Regions from separate parts of the Homo sapiens genome. Here region 1 is linked to region 2. Evidence: chromatin loops called from intact Hi-C (ENCODE). Cell type or tissue: IMR-90. All regions are shown on one strand. Links, peaks and the distances in the headings refer to the core of each region. The heading gives the core; the rest is flanking DNA.

The links. Peaks named below come from ENCODE experiments on the same cell type or tissue, not always from the same donor. Only the 100,000 strongest peaks of a DNase experiment are listed, where the experiment ranks them.
Region 1: it touches region 2 in a loop (11-fold over the local background); 19 of 110 quality-filtered maps call a loop at or near these places.

What each region holds. Positions count from the first base shown.
Region 1 is chr22:38,923,776-38,932,107 of GRCh38, forward strand. It overlaps LOC105373032 (a long non-coding RNA gene), which reads left to right. Exons shown (of 3, transcript XR_938256.2): 3 at 342-2,684. Among named protein-coding and RNA genes, the nearest start is that of APOBEC3A, 30 kb to the right of the region's middle. In IMR-90, for the core only: CTCF peaks have their summits at 310 and 3,726; DNase peaks (open chromatin) are centred at 236 and 806; H3K4me3 peaks cover 458 bases; H3K27ac peaks cover 465 bases.
Region 2 is chr22:38,998,453-39,006,784 of GRCh38, forward strand. No RefSeq gene overlaps it. Among named protein-coding and RNA genes, the nearest start is that of APOBEC3B-AS1, 4.4 kb to the left of the region's middle. RefSeq lists an enhancer at 1-273. In IMR-90, for the core only: a CTCF peak has its summit at 4,828 (motif pointing left); a DNase peak (open chromatin) is centred at 4,859; H3K27ac peaks cover 300 bases; H3K27me3 peaks cover 824 bases.

The DNA of each region.
Region 1 (8,332 bases), core at 145-8,144, 75 kb before region 2:
TTCTCTCCTTCCCTTCCTCTGCTCCCTCCTCCTTTCTTCCCTCCCTCCTTTCTCTCCTTCCCTTCCTCTGCTCCCTCCTCCTTTCTTCCCTCACTCCCTTCTCTCCTTTTTGCTGCTGCTTTGCTGTTTGCTGCCATCAGGGCAGGGGTGGAGCAGTAAGTGGGTTCCACCCCCAGCCACACCGTGATTGGCTCAGGAGTGGACACGTGCCCTGAGCCAGTCTAATCCATGCTAACCTCAGGACCTTCCTGGGAATTGTGGGAGACAGAGACTCTCTGTTGGTCCAGATAGGTGGGGCGTACTGTGGGCTTGGCGCTGCTGTAACAATTTTTCTACCACAGGAGACGCTGGTCTGAAAAGAAGGCAACGCAAGGAAGAGAACAGAGCCAAGGCACCTGCAGCGAGCCAGAGCCAGAGCCCTGACATCACAAATGCTTTAATTGGTTCCATTTATTGTTTAATCCACTTGAAATTGAATTTCTGTCATCCCCGACTGGAAGTGTACTGACCTGCATACTACCTGTGTTTCCTCACAGCAGGCTGAAAAGCTGTGCCAATATTGAGCTCATCCAGAATTAGACGAAGTTTGTATTCTTTTTATTACTTCCTTTAACCCTGAATCAGGGTCCAGAAGCATTTTGTTGACCATTAACTCTTCTCTGTGAATAAAGCAGCATGAGGAACAACCTCTTTTATTCACAGAGCAAAGCTCTTCGCTGCTCAGCCACAGCGGCTTCAACTCTGGCACGGGTCCTGAAGTGCCATTTCTAGCACATGACTCACAAAGTAAATAATCTGTAAATGAAAAGCCTCTTATCATACTTTGGCACGAAAAACAAAGCGACAAGCCAGGCAGCATTTTTCCCTCATATTTGAACCCCACATGCACCAAGGGCTGTTTTATGCCTTGCACATGAGGAGTTTGGTTTGCTCAAAAGCAAAGTATTGGCTAACATGTGTGTGCACTAGTAATTGCATTTCTGCTTTGTGTGCTCTGTTATCTGATAGAGGAGCTTTGTCAATATCCTTTGGATCTCTCTCCAAGCACAGTCTTCATTATGATCTGTGAGCTGATTTACGGTCTTCTTGGCAATTTTACGACTGATATCTAGGTGCATTTGCTAAGAGGACAGCAATTTAGAATGATGTTTCTGTAGCTTTAGTCTCCTCCGCACCTTTAATAAGAAGAATAATCAATTTTACATTAGAAAGTTATTTTGTGCTTATTCTGGAAAAATGGAATTGGTTGCTTTTTCTAAAGATAATGAGAAACACTTTTTATGGCTCCAGACTACTATATATCAGCATTTTCATTTTAACAGTAATATATCGAGGACTAGGGGCAAATGGATTGCTTGTCCAATAAATGAAATGTTCAAGTATTCCTCACTGAACTTAGACTCACAATTTTCATTTATGGTTGCATGTGTAAAATCACCACTCAAGAACTTGTTTGTCCTTGAATATATAGTTTTGTATTTCCATAGTTATATTGCAGAACCATTTACTCATTATGTTTACAGTGCCCTTCTGAGGATTTATGCTGCCATTTTCATCATTACTTTGCATTTTATAGAACCTCTTTTTAGTCATTGATCCATTTTGGTGAATTGGAGATACAGTGTGACATATCTACTACAATAACCATGAAAATTAAAAAATAACAGACATAAACTATAACTTGCAAGCGAGAAGCCCTATGTGAATATGATTTATTAATACTTTGTTTTAAGTCTCTTTCCCCTGGTTCTCACCTATTGAAGCTTTTTGCTTTTCTGTCAGCCAAGAGGTGCCAGGTAGGTAAGGAGCATACTGGGTAACTGTGTACTCCGTGCCCAGGCCTACTCATGCCTCTGTGGGCTGGGCACTGATGCAAACTTCTGCCAGGCATGGCCCTCTTAAGTGGACAGGGGATAGAAAAATAACCTAGAAATGATGACAAATGTGGCTTCTTTCCAATGATCACATCTCTTCCCTTTTCCTTGGCTTACTTATTGGTTCAGACCTTCACAAAGAAGTTGACCAAGTGCAGTGACAGGATGATGTGCTGGTCATCATCCTGTCGCTACACTGAAACATCCCTTTCTCCCTTTTTGGGCCCATGGTGGAGTCAGGCTTTCCCGCATCATTGAGGTTAGGTGTGAACACGTGATTTGCTTTGGCCAATGAAATGGGAGTGAAAGTGACACATCCCTGCCAGGTACAAGCTTTAACGGCCAGGGAACAACGTGCGTCATCACTGCCTTGACCCTGTGGTCAATGTTCCAGACAGGGGTCTGTGTCAGCCTGTGTCCCTTAGTGAGGACTGGGTATAGACTGCCCCTCTCCACTTCATGGATATTTAACTTAAGCAAGAAAAAGGCTTCATGAACTTAGGCCACTGAGATCATGGAGGTTTGTTCCTGTAGCATAACCCAGCCTCTTCTGTCCAAAACAAGTGGGTACACAAATCCAAAAAGGACAGAAATCCCTTTGCCCAGTTCCCTTCCTGAGAGCTGACACTGACTGGCACCCAGCCTCAGCCCCAAGCCCAGGGCCCTCGTTTATAGACACTCATCTGTGTCCAAGTTTTGTTCTTCTAGTTGCCATTCTTCCATTTTCTCTTTGCCAGTAACACACAAAAAATGAGAGATTTTCTCAGTATTGGTATGGATTTTCAATTAACAACAACAAAAACAACAAAATACTCCCAATATAATAATTCTTTTTTTTTTTTTTTGAAACAGGTTTTCGCTCTGGTCACCCAGGCTGGAGTGCAGTGGTGTGAACTCAGCTCACTGCAACCTCTGCCTCCCAGATTCAAGTGATTCTCCTGCCTCAGCCTCCCAAGTAGCTGGGATTACAGATGTGTACCACCACACCTGGCTAATTTTTGTATTTTTAGTAGAGACGGCGTTTCGCCATGTTGGCCAGGCTGGTCTCGAACTCCTGACCTCAGGCGATCTACCTGCCTCGGCCTTCCAAAGCGCTGGGATTACAGGTGTGAGCCACTGCGCCCAGCCTCCCAATAGGAGTGTTTAAAAACACTCATTTTTAAAAACGAGGCCGGGCGTGGTGGCTCACACCTGTAATCCCAGCACTTTGGGAGGCTGAGACGGGCGGATCACCCGAGGTCAGGAGTTCAAGATCAGTCTGGCCAACATGGCGAAACTCTGTCTCTACTAAAAATACAAAAATGAGCCGGGCGTGGTGGCAGGTGCCTGTAATCCCAGCTACTCAGGAGGCTGAGTCAGGAGAATCGCTTGAACCCAGGAGGCAGACGTTGCAGTGAGCCGTGATCACACCACTGCACTCCACTGTGGGCGACAGAGTGAGACTCTGTCTCAAAAATAAATAAATAAATAGAAACTAGAGTGTTGGGTCTAAGGGCGACAGTGGTAATTAAAACACAAAGATCAACGCACTGTTCAAAGATTCCCAGTGCGCGGCGCTGCTAGAGTCGCTGAGTCCTCACAACCCCGGCTCGTGGCGCGAGCCTGGTGCCACCCGGGCGGTGGTGGGAGTGTCGCGGCCCGGGGTGGGTGGGATTCAGGCTGCCGGGGGCGGGGGGGGGGGTTGCCGCAGAGGGGGCTGGGGAGGGCGGCACCCCCCCATTGCCCGTCCTGGGCCCTGCGTCCCCTGGCGGGCTGCGGCCAGAGCAGATGGCAGCACCGGCGCTGGAGGTGGCAGATCCCCGGGGAATGAGCAGCGGGATAGATCACTGGCTGCAGGGCAGGGGGCGCTGTGAGTCGCCCTGGCCGAGCTGTCGGAGAGGAGATTACTTAGCAGCTGGTAGTGAAAGGAGACGCCTGGGCAGATTGGAGCAGAACGGAGACTCAAAGCCGGGACTGGGGTGCCTGTTCTCACAGTCACTGACCCCCACCTGTTCGAAGACTGGCAAGATTCTGTGAATATGGGGGAGGAAGAGCCAATGATTCCCAGCAGAAGACGCAAGATTCTCCAGTGTCATAAACTGGATAGTATATGCAGAGTATGTGGAAAATGCTAGCTGGGTTGTTCCCCAAGCAATGCAAACACCATCGTCCCTTCCCTCCAAACCATGCCTTGTTTGTACCAAGGACTGCACAGAACTTGGAGTGTCACCGAGTGACAGAAAAAGGACCCAACACGGCGCAACCGCTCAGCCCGAGAGGCGGGTGTATTGTCGTCAACCAACATCTGAATGACGCTTGCAAACTGAATTTGCCGTGCAGGGTTTCCAACAGCAGGCATGTTTTCCAGATGCTTTGAAATCCTCTTTTAAAAAAGTGAATAAGAGGCCAGGCGCAGTGGCTCACACCTGTAATCCCAGCACTTTGGGAGGCCGAGGCGGGCAGATCACGAGGTCAGGAGTTCGAGACCTGTTTGACCAACATGGTGAAACCCTGTCTCTACTAAAAACACAAAAATTAGCCAGGTGTAGTGGCCCGCGCCTGTAATTCCAGCTACTCAAGGGGCTGAGGTAGAAGAATTGCTTGAACCTGGGAGGCAGAGGTTGCAGTGAGCCGAGATCATACCACTGCACTCCAGCCTGTGTGACAGAGTGAGATTCTGTCTCAAAATAAAATAAAATAAAAAAGTATACAAGGCTGGCTGAAGTGGCTCATGCCTGTAATCCCAGCCCATTGGGAGGCCGAGATGGGTGGATCACCTGAGGTCAGGAGTTCGAGACCAGCCTGGCCAACATGAGGAAACCCTGTCGCTACTGAAAATACAAACGATTAGCCAGGTGTGGTCGTGGCACCTGTAATTCCAGCTACTTGGGAGGCTGAGGCAGGAGAATTGCTTGAACCCAGGAGGGAGAGGTTGCAGTGAGCTGAGATCGTGCCACTGCACTCCAGCCTGGGCAACAAGAGCTAAACTCCATCTCAAAAAAAAAAGTAAAAAAAAGTACAATATTTTAATAAGCCAAAAGCCACCTTTTTTTTTTTTTTTTTTTTTTTTTTTTGAGACAGAGTCTTGCTCTGTCGCTGAGTCTGGAGAGCAATGGCATGATCTCGGCTCACTGCAACCTCCGTCTCCCGGGTACAAGCAGTTCTCCTGCCTCAGCCTCCCAAGTAGCTTGGATTACAGGCACCTGCCATCATGCCTGGCTAATTTTTGTATTTTTGTAGAGACGGGGTTTCGGCATGTTGGCCAGGCTGGTCTTGAACTCTTGACCTCAGGTGATCCATCCACCTTGGCCTTCCAAAGTGCTGGGATTACAGGCATGAGCCACCGCACCCAGCCACCACCTTCTTTTTTATACATCTTAACTGTGCCTCTCTTCCTTGTATTTTGTGGGTGTCATTTGTCTTTTCACAGCATTCAAATGTTTCTGTCTATTTGACATCAGTCTGTGGTTTATTTGTAGCCTTAAAAGTCAGATCTGGCCAGGCGTGGTGGCTTATGCCTGTAATCCCAGCACTTTGGGAGGCTCAGGCAGGCAGATCATGAGGTCAGAAGATCGAGACCATCCTAGCCAACATGGTGAAATCCCGTCTCTACTAAAAATACAAAAATTAGCTGGGCATGGTGGCACATGCCTGTAATCCCAACTACTCAGGAGGCTGAGGCAGGAGAATTGCTTGAACCGGGGAGTTGGAGACCTGGCAACAGAGTGAGACTCCGTCTCAAAAAAAAAAAAAAAAAAAAATCAGATCCACTTACTCTGAGATATTTTCCCCCATAACTTGTTTTTTCTTTCACAGTGCTGATGTGTTCAACAACATCTGAATAGTGGGAATTGGTGAAAAAGATCATTCTTGGACCCAAAGAAATTTTACATCCATTCCAAAACTTGTTTTATATAATTATAATTTTAATTTATAAATTTTAGATTTGGGCTAGTTTTGTATTGTCCAATAATTATTTTGACAAACGATTTACTTTGCTTTCTCAGGAATTTGTCAACTCATTTGTCTCATTTTTTTCTTTAAAAGTTTTTTTTTTAATTAAAGACTTTTTTTCAAAAGCAGTTTTAGGTTCACAGAAAAATTTGAAGATGCAGAGATTTCCCATATGTTCCCTGCCCCACACATGCAGAGCAGCAGTTTTTAATTTTAATCAAGTCCAGCTCATCAATTATTCCTTTCGTGGGTCAGGCCTTTGGTTATTGTATTTACAAAGTCATTGTCATAACCAAACTCATTTAGGTTTCTTCCTATGTTATCTTTGAGGAGTTTTATACTTTTGCATTTTACAATTAGATCTATGATCCTTTTTGAGTTAGTTTTTATAAATGGTGTAAGGTCTGTATCTAGAATCACTTTTTCTTTTCCATATGGATGTCCAGTTGTTCCATCACCATTTATTGGGCCAGGTATGGTGGCTTACACCTGTAATCCCAGCACTTTGGGAGGCCGAGGTGGGCAGATCACCCGAGGTCAGGAGTTCAAGACCAGCCTGGCCAACATGGTGAAACCCTGTCTCTACTAAAAATACAAAAATTATCCAGGCGCGGTGGTGGGTGCCTGTAATTCCAGCTACTGGAGAGGTTAAGGCGGGAGAATTGCTTGAACCTGGGAGGTGGAGTTTGCAGTGAGCCGAGATCGTGCCACTGCACTCCAGCCTGGGCGACAGAGTGAGACCCTGTCTCAAAAAAAAAAAAAAAAGAGGATCTTTGTGTCTTAGTCTATTTGTATTGCTATAAAAGAATTCTCGAGGCAGGGTAATTTATAAAGAAAAGAAGTTTATTTGGCTCATGGTTCTGCAGTCTGCAGGCTATACAGTAAGCATGGTGCCAGCATCTGCATCTGGGGAGGGCCTCAGGCTGCTTCCACTCAGGGTAGAAGGCAAAGGGGAGCAGGTATCACATGGCAAGAGGGGAAGGAAGAGAGAGAGAGGAGGAAGGTGTCAAGCTTTTTTAAACAATCAGCTCTCGAGGAATGAATAGAACAAGAACTCATTCACTACCTCAAGAACAGCAGCAGGTTTTTGAGGAGGGATCTACTCCCATGACCCAAACACCTCGCACTAGGCCCCAACTCCAACATCAGGGATCAAACTTCAACACGAGACTTGGCTTTCAACATGAGACTTGGCAGGAGACCAAGCAAACCATAACATTGTATTCCCTTTGCTTTTTTGTCAAAGATCAGTTGACTGTTTATGTGGGTCTATTTCAGGGCTCTCTATTCTGTTCCATTATCTATTTGTCTATTTCACCAATACCACATGGTCTTGATTACTATAGCTTTTAAATACGTTTTAAGTCAGCTAACTTCAGGCCTCCAACTTTGTTCTTCTCCTTCAGTGTTATGTTGCTATTCTGGGTCTTTGGCCTCTCCATATAAAGTTCAGAATGTTTCTTGATATCCACAAAATAACTTGCTGACATTTTGATTTAGATTGCATGGAATCCATAGATGAAATTGGAAAGAATAGACATCTTGGCAATATCAAGCTTTCCTATCCATAAACATGGAATATCTTTTCTTTTCTTTTTTTTTTTTTTGAGACAGTCTCACTCTATTGCCCAGGCTGGAGTGCAATGGTACCATCTCGGCTCACTGCAACCTCCACCTCTTGGGTTCAGGTGATTCTCCTGCCTCAGCCTCCTGAGTAGCTGGGATTACAGGCACACGCCACCACACCTGGTTAATTTTTATATTTTTAGTGGAGACGGGGTTTTACCATGTTGGTCTGGCTGGTCTCAAACTCCTGACCTTGTGATCCACCCACCTCGGCCTCCCAGCGTGTTGGGATTACAGGCATGAGCCACCGTGACCAGCCATATCTTTTCATTTATTTAGTTTTTTATTTCTTTCATCAGTTTTATGGTTTTCATTATATCTATCTTGTACATATTTTGCTATATTTATATCAAAGTATTTCTTTTTTTTGAGTGCTAATGTAAATGGTATTGTGTTCTTAATTTCAAATTCACCTGCTCATTGCTGGTATAAAGGAAAGCTATTGACTTTTGTATATTAACCTTGTATCTGGCAACCTTTATATAATTGCTTATTAGTTCCAGAAGTTTCTTTTTGACAATTCTTTAAGATTTTCTATGTAGACAAATGCTTTGTGGTATGAATGTTTGGATCCTCTCAAAATTTGTATGTTAGGCCAGGTGCGGCGGCTCATGCCTGTAATCCCAGCACTTTGGGAGGCCGAGGCGGGCGGATCACAAGGTCAGGAGATCGAGACCATCCTGGCTAACATGGTGAAACCTCGTTTCTACTAAAAATACAAAAAAAGTAGCCGGGTGTGGTGGCGGGTGCCTGTAGTCCCAGCTACTTGGGAGGCTGATGCAGGAGAATGGCATGAACCTGGGAGGCAGAGCTTGCAGTGAGCCAAGATTGCACCACTGCACTCCAGGCTGGGCGACAGTGCGAGACTCCATCTCAAAAAAAAAAAAAAAAATATATAT
Region 2 (8,332 bases), core at 76-8,075:
AGGGTTTTAAGAGCAACCCGTCTGACCAAAATTTAGTAGGCGGGAATTTCCTCTTCCTAATAAGCCTGGGAGCGCTATGGGAGACTGGAGTCTATCTCACCTCTGTAATCTCGACCATAAGAGACAGGTACGCCCTGGGGGGGCCAGTTCAGAGACCTACCCCTAGGTGCGCATTCTCTTTCTCAGGGATGTTCCTTGCTGAGAAAAAGAATTCAGCGATATTTCTCCCATTTGCTTTTGAAAGAAGAGAAATATGGCTCTGTTCTGCCCGGCTCACCGGTGGTCAGAGTTTAAGGTTATCTCTCTTATTCCCTGAACAATTGCTGTTATCCTGTTCTTTTTTCAGGGTGCCCACATTTCATATTGCTCAAACACACATGCTGTACAATTTGTGCAGTTAATGCAATTATTACAGGGTCCTGAGGCGAAATACATCCTCCTCGGCTGACAGGATTAAGAGATTAAAGTAAAGACAGGCATAGGAAATCACAAGGGTATTGATTGGGGAAGTGATAAGTGTCCATGAAATCTTTACAATTTATGTTTAGAGATTGCAGTAAAGACAGGCATAAGAAATTACAAAAGTATTAATTTGGGGAACTAATAAATGTCCATAAAATCTTCACAATCCACGTTCTTCTGTCATGGCTTCAGCTGGTCCCTCCATTTGGGGTCCCTGACTTCCCACAACACCTCCCTCCCTTCCTTGACCCTTCCTTCCCTCCTTCCCTCCCTCCCTCCCTTCCTTTCTTCCTCCCTTCTTCCCTCCCTCCCTGCCTCCTTCCCTCCCTCCCTCCCTCCCTCCCTCCCTCCCTCTCAGGAGAGAGCAGCACACTGGAATGGCTGAGCTTGAGGACCCCCCATCTGGCTTGCACAGTCACCCAAACCACCACCCCTCCCCTTCCCTCCTCTTCTGCCTTGAGGAATCTGACTGTCTGGAAACTTGTTTCTCCTTCTCCATGAACATTCTAAAGCCACTGGCCATGCACTGGTGCTACCAGGTCACCTGGAGCATCTCCTGGAGCCCTTGTCCTTAATGTGCCCAGACAGTGAACAGCTTCCTGGCTGAGCATGTCAACGTCAACGAGAAGGCTTGAAGCCTGACCCCTCCACTGCCAACAGCCAGAAATTGCAGGAAATGAGGACCCTGCACCGGGCTGGTCAGCTGTCATGTGGGATGTCAGGGGGAGGCTTTGGGCTGAAGGGTGGTTGGGAGCCGGTGGGGAGAGTCCTTGGCTAGGACTGTAGGTGACACCAAGGACAAGACTCAGGACGTGGAAGACTCAGGACGTCCACATGGAAAGGATGCCAGGGCCAAGGCCGAGAGGTGCTGGGGAGGGCTCCCCACCTGCCCCACACACCATGGCCTCAGCCCCTGTGACGGAAGCTGACTATCTCCCCCTCACCGCAGTGTTTAGCCCTGCTGGGAAGACTGTTCAGACCACCAGGGAAAGCCCTATGAGACCTGGTCCTGCCTGGAGACGGATGGACGCCACCAGCCTGTCCTGGGTCACAGCTGTCCCCAGGGCTCTTCTCTCCCTCTGTACCTTGGCGGGCCCCATCCTCTCTCCATTTCCTCCATGATAGCCACTTTCCAGATTTCTAATGCAATACGTTAGTTTAGCTTTTTCTGCACTTGCTCTAAACACCAGCACATAGTACACAATCTTCTGTGTGTGGCTCTTGTCACTCAACCCTATGTTTGCAAGGTTCACCCATTCTGTTTATCACGGTTGCAGGTCAATTCCTATTGCTGTCCACTATCCCACCCGTGAATACCCGGCACTCACTTTGCCAGTTCTGTTGTTGATGGGCATTTGGCTTTGGGTGTGATGACTGTGGCAGAGTGGAGGAAGACACGAGGGGAGCGAGGGGGCCGGGGGCCGCTGGGACCCGGCTTCACCAGGACCATGTTCTCTCTGCAGAACATTGTTCATTTATCTACTCAGTCTCTTTGATCTTTTCCAATCTGGTATGAGAATGGGCTACTGTATAGTATTTCAATGGTTACTAGGGGGAGATTAAACTGATGTCTTTGTTGTTTTAAACTGTTTTGTTTGTTTGTTTGTTAGTGGTGGTTTTCTTTTTCTTTTTTTTTTTCTTTTCTTTCTTTTTCTTTTTTTTTTTTGAGATGGAGCCTTGCTCTGTCACCCAGGGTCGAGTGCAGTGGCGTGATCTCGGCTCACTGTAAGCTCCACCTCCCAGGTTCAAGCAATTCCCCTGCCTCAGCCTCCCGAGTAGCTGGGACTACAGGCAACCACCACTACGCCTGGCTAATTTTTGTATTTTTAGTAGAGGTGGGGTTTCACCATGTTGGCCAGGCTGCTGTCGAACTCCCAACCTCATGATCTGCCTGCCTTGGCCTCCCCAAGTGTTGGGATTACAGGCATGAGCCACCACGCCTGGTCTGTTTTAAACTGTTTTTTTTTTTTTTTTTTTTTTTTTTCCCAAGACAAAGTCTTGCTGTGTCGCCCAGGCTGGAGTGTAGTGGCACGATCTCGGCTTACTGCAAGCTCCGCCTCCTTGGTTCACACCATTCTCCTGCCTCAGCCTCCCAAGTAGCTGAGACTACAGGCGCCCGCCACCACACCTGGCTAATTTTTTGTATTTTTAGTAGAGACGGGGTTTCACTGTGTTAGCCAGGATGATCTCGATCTCCTGATCTCGTGATCCACCCGCCTCGGCCTCCCAAAGTGCTGGGATTACAGGCATGAGCCACCGCGCCCGGCCACAAAGTGTTTTTAAGGAAATTTCTATCCACTCTTACTCCCTTTCATCCCGTAACACGTAGCTCTACTAGCCTGCTATTGGGCTTTCCTGCTAATGAACAAAGTTCCATAGCCTCATTCTAAAAATTGTGCACATCTTTGTATATACGAAATACTATAAGATAAAGATGAAGATGTCCCCTCTCCCCTGCAGCAACTGAGGGGGGAGATCTTGCTTTTATAGAACGAGTTCAATGAATCTGAACGTAAGAGTAAAGTCTGGCCGGGCATGGTGGCTCATGCCTGTAACCCCAGCACTTTGGGAGGCCGAGGTGGGCAGATCACCTGAGGTCAGGAGTTAGCAGAGAGCAGAGAGCAGCCTGGCCAACGTGGTGAAACCCCGTCTCTACTAAAAATACAAAAATTAGCCAGACGCGGTGGCGTGCGCCTGTAATCCCAGCTACTCGGGTGGCTGAGGCATGAGAATTGCTTGATCCTGGGGGGCGGAGGTTGCAGTGAGCCGAGATCGTGCCACTGCACTCCAGCCTGGGCAACAGGGCGAGGCTCCGTCTCAAAAAAAAAAAAAGAAAAGAGTCAAGTCTGATATTGACAGAGCATCAGTCCTGATTTTATGTGCTATTGGATACTGGTAGGAACGCTTGTCACTGTTACCAAGCAGCACAAGGGGAGCAGTGTGAGTGGCAACTCTGCAGCCGGCTGCCTGGGTTTCATCCTGCTTCTGCCACTTACTGGATTGTGGCATTTAGCAAGTTACTTAGCACCTCTGTGCTTCAGTCTGTCATATGAAATGGAGATGATAATACAACTTCTTCATTGTGGGTTGTGAGGCTTAAACGAGTTTGTTCATATTCATATTATAGCTACATATATTATAAAGAGCACCTGGCCCATAGTGAGCCATTTAGAATATTGGTTTGTTATCTATCACCAGAAATCTGTCCCTGAAAACAGAGTGTTAAAAATCATCTTGATGGTCGGGCACAGTGGCTGATGCCTGTAATCCCGCACTTTGGGAGGGCGAGGCGGGTGGATCACCTAAGGTCAGGAGTTTGAGACCAGCCAGACCAATATAGTGGAACCCTGTCTCTACTAAAAATATGGAAATTAGCCAGGCGTGGTGGGGTGTGCCTGTAGTCCCAGCTACTTGGGAGGCTGAGGCAGGAGAGTTGCTTGAACCCGGGAGGTGGAGGTTGCAGTGAGCTGAGATTGCGCCACTGCACTCCAGCCTGGGCGACAGTGAGATTCCATCTCAAAAAAAAAAAAAAAATCATCTTGCAGGCAAGGTGCAGTGGCTCACATATGTAATCCCAGCACTTTGGGAGGCTGAGGTAGGTGGATCGCTTAAGCCTAAGAGTTGAAGACCAGCCTGGGCAACATAGTAAAACCCTGTCTCTACAAAAAATACAAAAATTATCTGGATGTGGAGGCGTGCACCTGCAGTCCCAACTACTTGGGAGGCTGAGACAAGAGGATCACCTGAACCTGGGGAGGTCAAGATTGCAGTGAGCTGTGATTGAGCCACTGCACTCCAGCCTGTGTGACAGGGCAAGACTGTATCTCAAAAAAAAAAAAAAAAAAGAAAAAGAAAAAAAATCATCTTGCAAAAGTTGTATAAGACCCATACACAGAAAACTACAAAACTCTACTAAGAACTAAGAGAAAGTTTTTAAAAACACCTAAATCAATGGTGAGATATACCATGTTTTGGGATTGAAAGACTTAATATTAAGAGGTTAAATCGGCCAGGTGCGGTTGTGCATGCCTGTAATCTCAGCACTTTGGGAGGCTGAGGTGGACAGATCACTTGAGATCAAGAGTTTGAGACCAACCTGGCCAACATGGTGAAACCCGGTCTCTACTAAAAATACAAAAAATTAGCCAGGCGTGGTAGCGTGCACCTGTAATCCTAGCTACTCAGGAGGCTGAAGCAGTAGAATTGCTTAAACCTGAGGTTGCAGTGAGCAGAGATCCAGCCACTGCACTTCAGCCTGGGTGACAGAGCAAGACTCCATCTCAAAAAAAAAAAAAAAAGTTTACAGATTTGATGCAATCCTAATCAAATTCTCAGGGTTTGGGGTCAGCTCTTCTGCCCCCTTGCGGAAGCTCTGTAATGTGTGCACTAAGTCAGGATGCCCTCCCTTCCCAGCGGTCAGATTTCAGGGCTAGCCACAGAGACCGCCCTGGCAAGTCTGCTGGGAGGAAGTGAGGCAGCAGCCCTTTTCTGGCATGCTCACATCTCCTTGGCGTGAAGCAGCACCTGGGCCTGCAGCTGCCAGGAGCAGTCCTAGATGGTCCCTGAGTGTCTCTGATCCTGAGCCAAGTGTGTGTCTTTAGCTCCTTGAGGAAGGTCCCCAGTAGGACACAATTAAAGTCAGAGGCAAGAACGATGACATGGGTTCTGTCTCTCCTCGTACGCTCCACAGCTCAGACCTGTGGGTTCCAGCTGGCTCTTGCTCTCCCACACCTAGCATCCCTCATCCCTTTCTGATGGCCCCTTGAACCACCCCGCCGCAGACTTCAAGCTCCAACATCACAGGCAGTGAAGACAACATTTTATGGGGGTTGCTTAACCAGCCCCTGCAACTGGATAAGGTCAGATTCAGATTTTTTAAAATTCGTAAACAAAATATATACATCTTAGTGGTTCTGTTTATTGGCTGAACCCCAACTAATACACCCCTAAAAAGCATTACCGTGGCAGGGTACAGTGGCTCATGCCTGTAATTCAAGCATTTTAAGAGGCAAAGTTGGGGCCGGGTGCAGTGGCTCACGCCTGTAATCCCAGCACTTTGGGAGGCTGAGGCAGGCGGATCACAAGGTCAGGAGATCGAGACCATCCTGGCTAACACAGTGAAACCCCATCTCTACTAAAAAAAAAAAAAAAGAATACAAATTTGGCCGGGCGTGGCGGTGGGCGCCTGTAGTCCCAGCTACTTGGGAGGCTGAGGCAGGAGAATGGCGTGAACCCGGGAAGGGGAGCTTGCAGTGAGCTGAGATTGTGCCACTGCACTCCAGCCTGGGCAACAGAGCGAGACTCCATCTCAAAAAAAAAAAAAAAGAGGCAAAGCTGGGAGGATTACTTGAGCTGGGGAGTTTGAGGTTGCAGTGAGCCATCACTGCACTCCAGCCTGGGCAACAGAATAAGATCCTGTCTCTAAAAAATTAAAAAATTAAATTTAATTAATTAAAAATTTAAAAATTAAAAAAATGTTTAAAAAGCATTATTCTCTGCTGGGTTCGGTGGCTCACACCTGTAATCCCAGCACTCTGGGAGGCCAAGATGGGCATATCACTTGAGGTCAGGAGTTGGAGACCAGCCTGGCCAACATGGTGAATCTCCGTCTCTACTAAAAATACAAAGATTAGCCGGGCGTGGTGGCAGCTGCCTCTAATCCCAGCTACTCGGGAGGCTGAGACAGGAGAATCGCTTGAGCCCAGGAGTGGGAGGTTGCAGTGAGCCGAGATCGTGCCATTGCACTCCAGCCTGGGTGACAACAATGAAACTCTGTCTCAAAAAAAAAAAAAAAGAAAAAAGCATTATTCTCCTACATCTCTCCAAAATTACTTAAAATATTTTAAGGGACAAATGGATATCGATTTCCAATGAGTTCAGGGTAGGCTGTGCTGCTAGACACGGTGGTGTCCGTATTTGAGCTCGATTCCCGTTCTTGCTAGGGTAGCACGTTATCGCTCCTAAATCATTCACGCGTTAAAGACAAAATCATAGTGTGAATTAGGCACACTTAGAACTCAATGATCTTTTTTTCTTTTTTTTGAGGCGGAGTCTCGCTCTGTTGCCCAGGCTGAAGTGCAGTGGCACGATCTCGGCTCACTGCAACCTCCGCCTCCTGGATTCAAGCAATTCTCCTGCCTCAGCCTCCAGAGTAGTGCTCTAGCAAATTAACTGAACCCAAAGAATGGGTCATGGGAACCTCAACTTGAAGCCTGTTGGTCAGACACTCCAGATGTCTGAGCTTTCTACTGGTGTCTAAAGCAGGGGCAGTTTTGGGGACTGGGCCCTCAACCTGTGAGATCTGACACCATCTCAAGGCAATGTTGGATGTGACTGAGAGGACACCTGGCTGGTGCCTGCTGAAGAATGGATTGCTTGTTTGTTGGTGGGAAGAAATCCCCCACATTTGGTCACAGAAGTCTTCTGTGTTGACTGTTGTTGTGTTGGTGCGAGAGCAGAGGAAAAACACGGCTTGAGTTTGTGTGTTTTTCTACACACTCAGTTTCCCAAGCCCTCTTAATTCCCAGCCGTTGCTTGTTGCCTGTTGCTGGGGTCTCCCGGCCAAAGCTGAATGCCTCTTCACAAGACCTTGTCGTGAGTCTTTCTGTGGTGTATCTGTCTGACCCTCACCCATCTGAAGCTTTCTGTAGGATGTTAGGTACATAATCTCTCTTTGACCATGGTTTTAACTCCCGGCCACCAATTCCAGGGCAGATGGAAAAGTCGTGCTTGGCCTTCTAGCACACTTACATAAATATTCCATAAAAGTAAGAATCACCAAAACTGACACAAAATGGAGAAAAATCACTCAGTTAGGTCGATCATCAATGAGGACACTGAAAAGGTAACCAATCCTCACCTAACCTCAGGCCTTGATGGTTTTACTGGCAATTTCTACCAAATTGTCAATGAACAGATCATTCCACATTACAGAGACTATTCCAGAGAAAAGAAAATGATGGGAAGCTTCCCAAATCATGACCGAGGTTTATCACAACCCTGATGCTACAACTGGGCAAAAATAGAAAACAATTTTTTAAAAACTATAATTCATGAGTAATTTCAGTCAATGAGACACAGCAGCCCAGGAACTGAAGAGTCCCTGACTAAAAAGGCATTAAATCTGGCCGGGTGCGGTGGCTCATGCCTGTAATCCCAGCACTTTGGGAGGCTGAGGCAGGCATATCACCTGAGGTCAGGAGTTCAAGACCAGCCTGGCCAACATGGTGAAACACTCCTCTCTACTAAAGATACAAAAATTGGCCGAGCGCGGTGTCTCATGCCTGTAATCCCAGCACTTTGGGAGGCCGAGGTCGGCAGATCACCTGAAGTCAGGAGTTCGAGACCAGCCTGGCCAACATGGTGAAACCTCATGTCAACTAAAGATACAAAAAATTAGCTGGGTGTGGTGGCATGTGCCTGTAATCCCAGCTACTAGGGAGGCTGGGGCAGGAGAATCTGTTAAACCTGGGAGGTGGAGGTTGCAGTGAGCCGAGATCACACCATTGCACTCCAGCCTGGGTGACAGGGCGAGACTCCATCTCAAAAAACAAAAACAAAAACAAAAAACAAAAATTAGCCAGGTGTGTTGGCACGCACCTGTAATCCCAGCTACTCAGGAGGTTGAGGCAGGAGAATCACTTGAACCCAGGAGGCAGAGGTTGCAGTGAGCTGAGATCGTGCCACTGAACTGCAGCCTGGGTGATGGAGCGAGACTCAGTCTCAAGAAAAAAAAAAAAAACAGAAAGGTATTTAATCTGCAGGCCCCAGAGCTGATGGCTTCCCGGAGCTGGGCAGGTCCACACTCCCTCAGCCTCAGGACCAAGTGTCCGTGTGCGTGAGTGACAAGGGGCCTCAGAAGCTACACGTG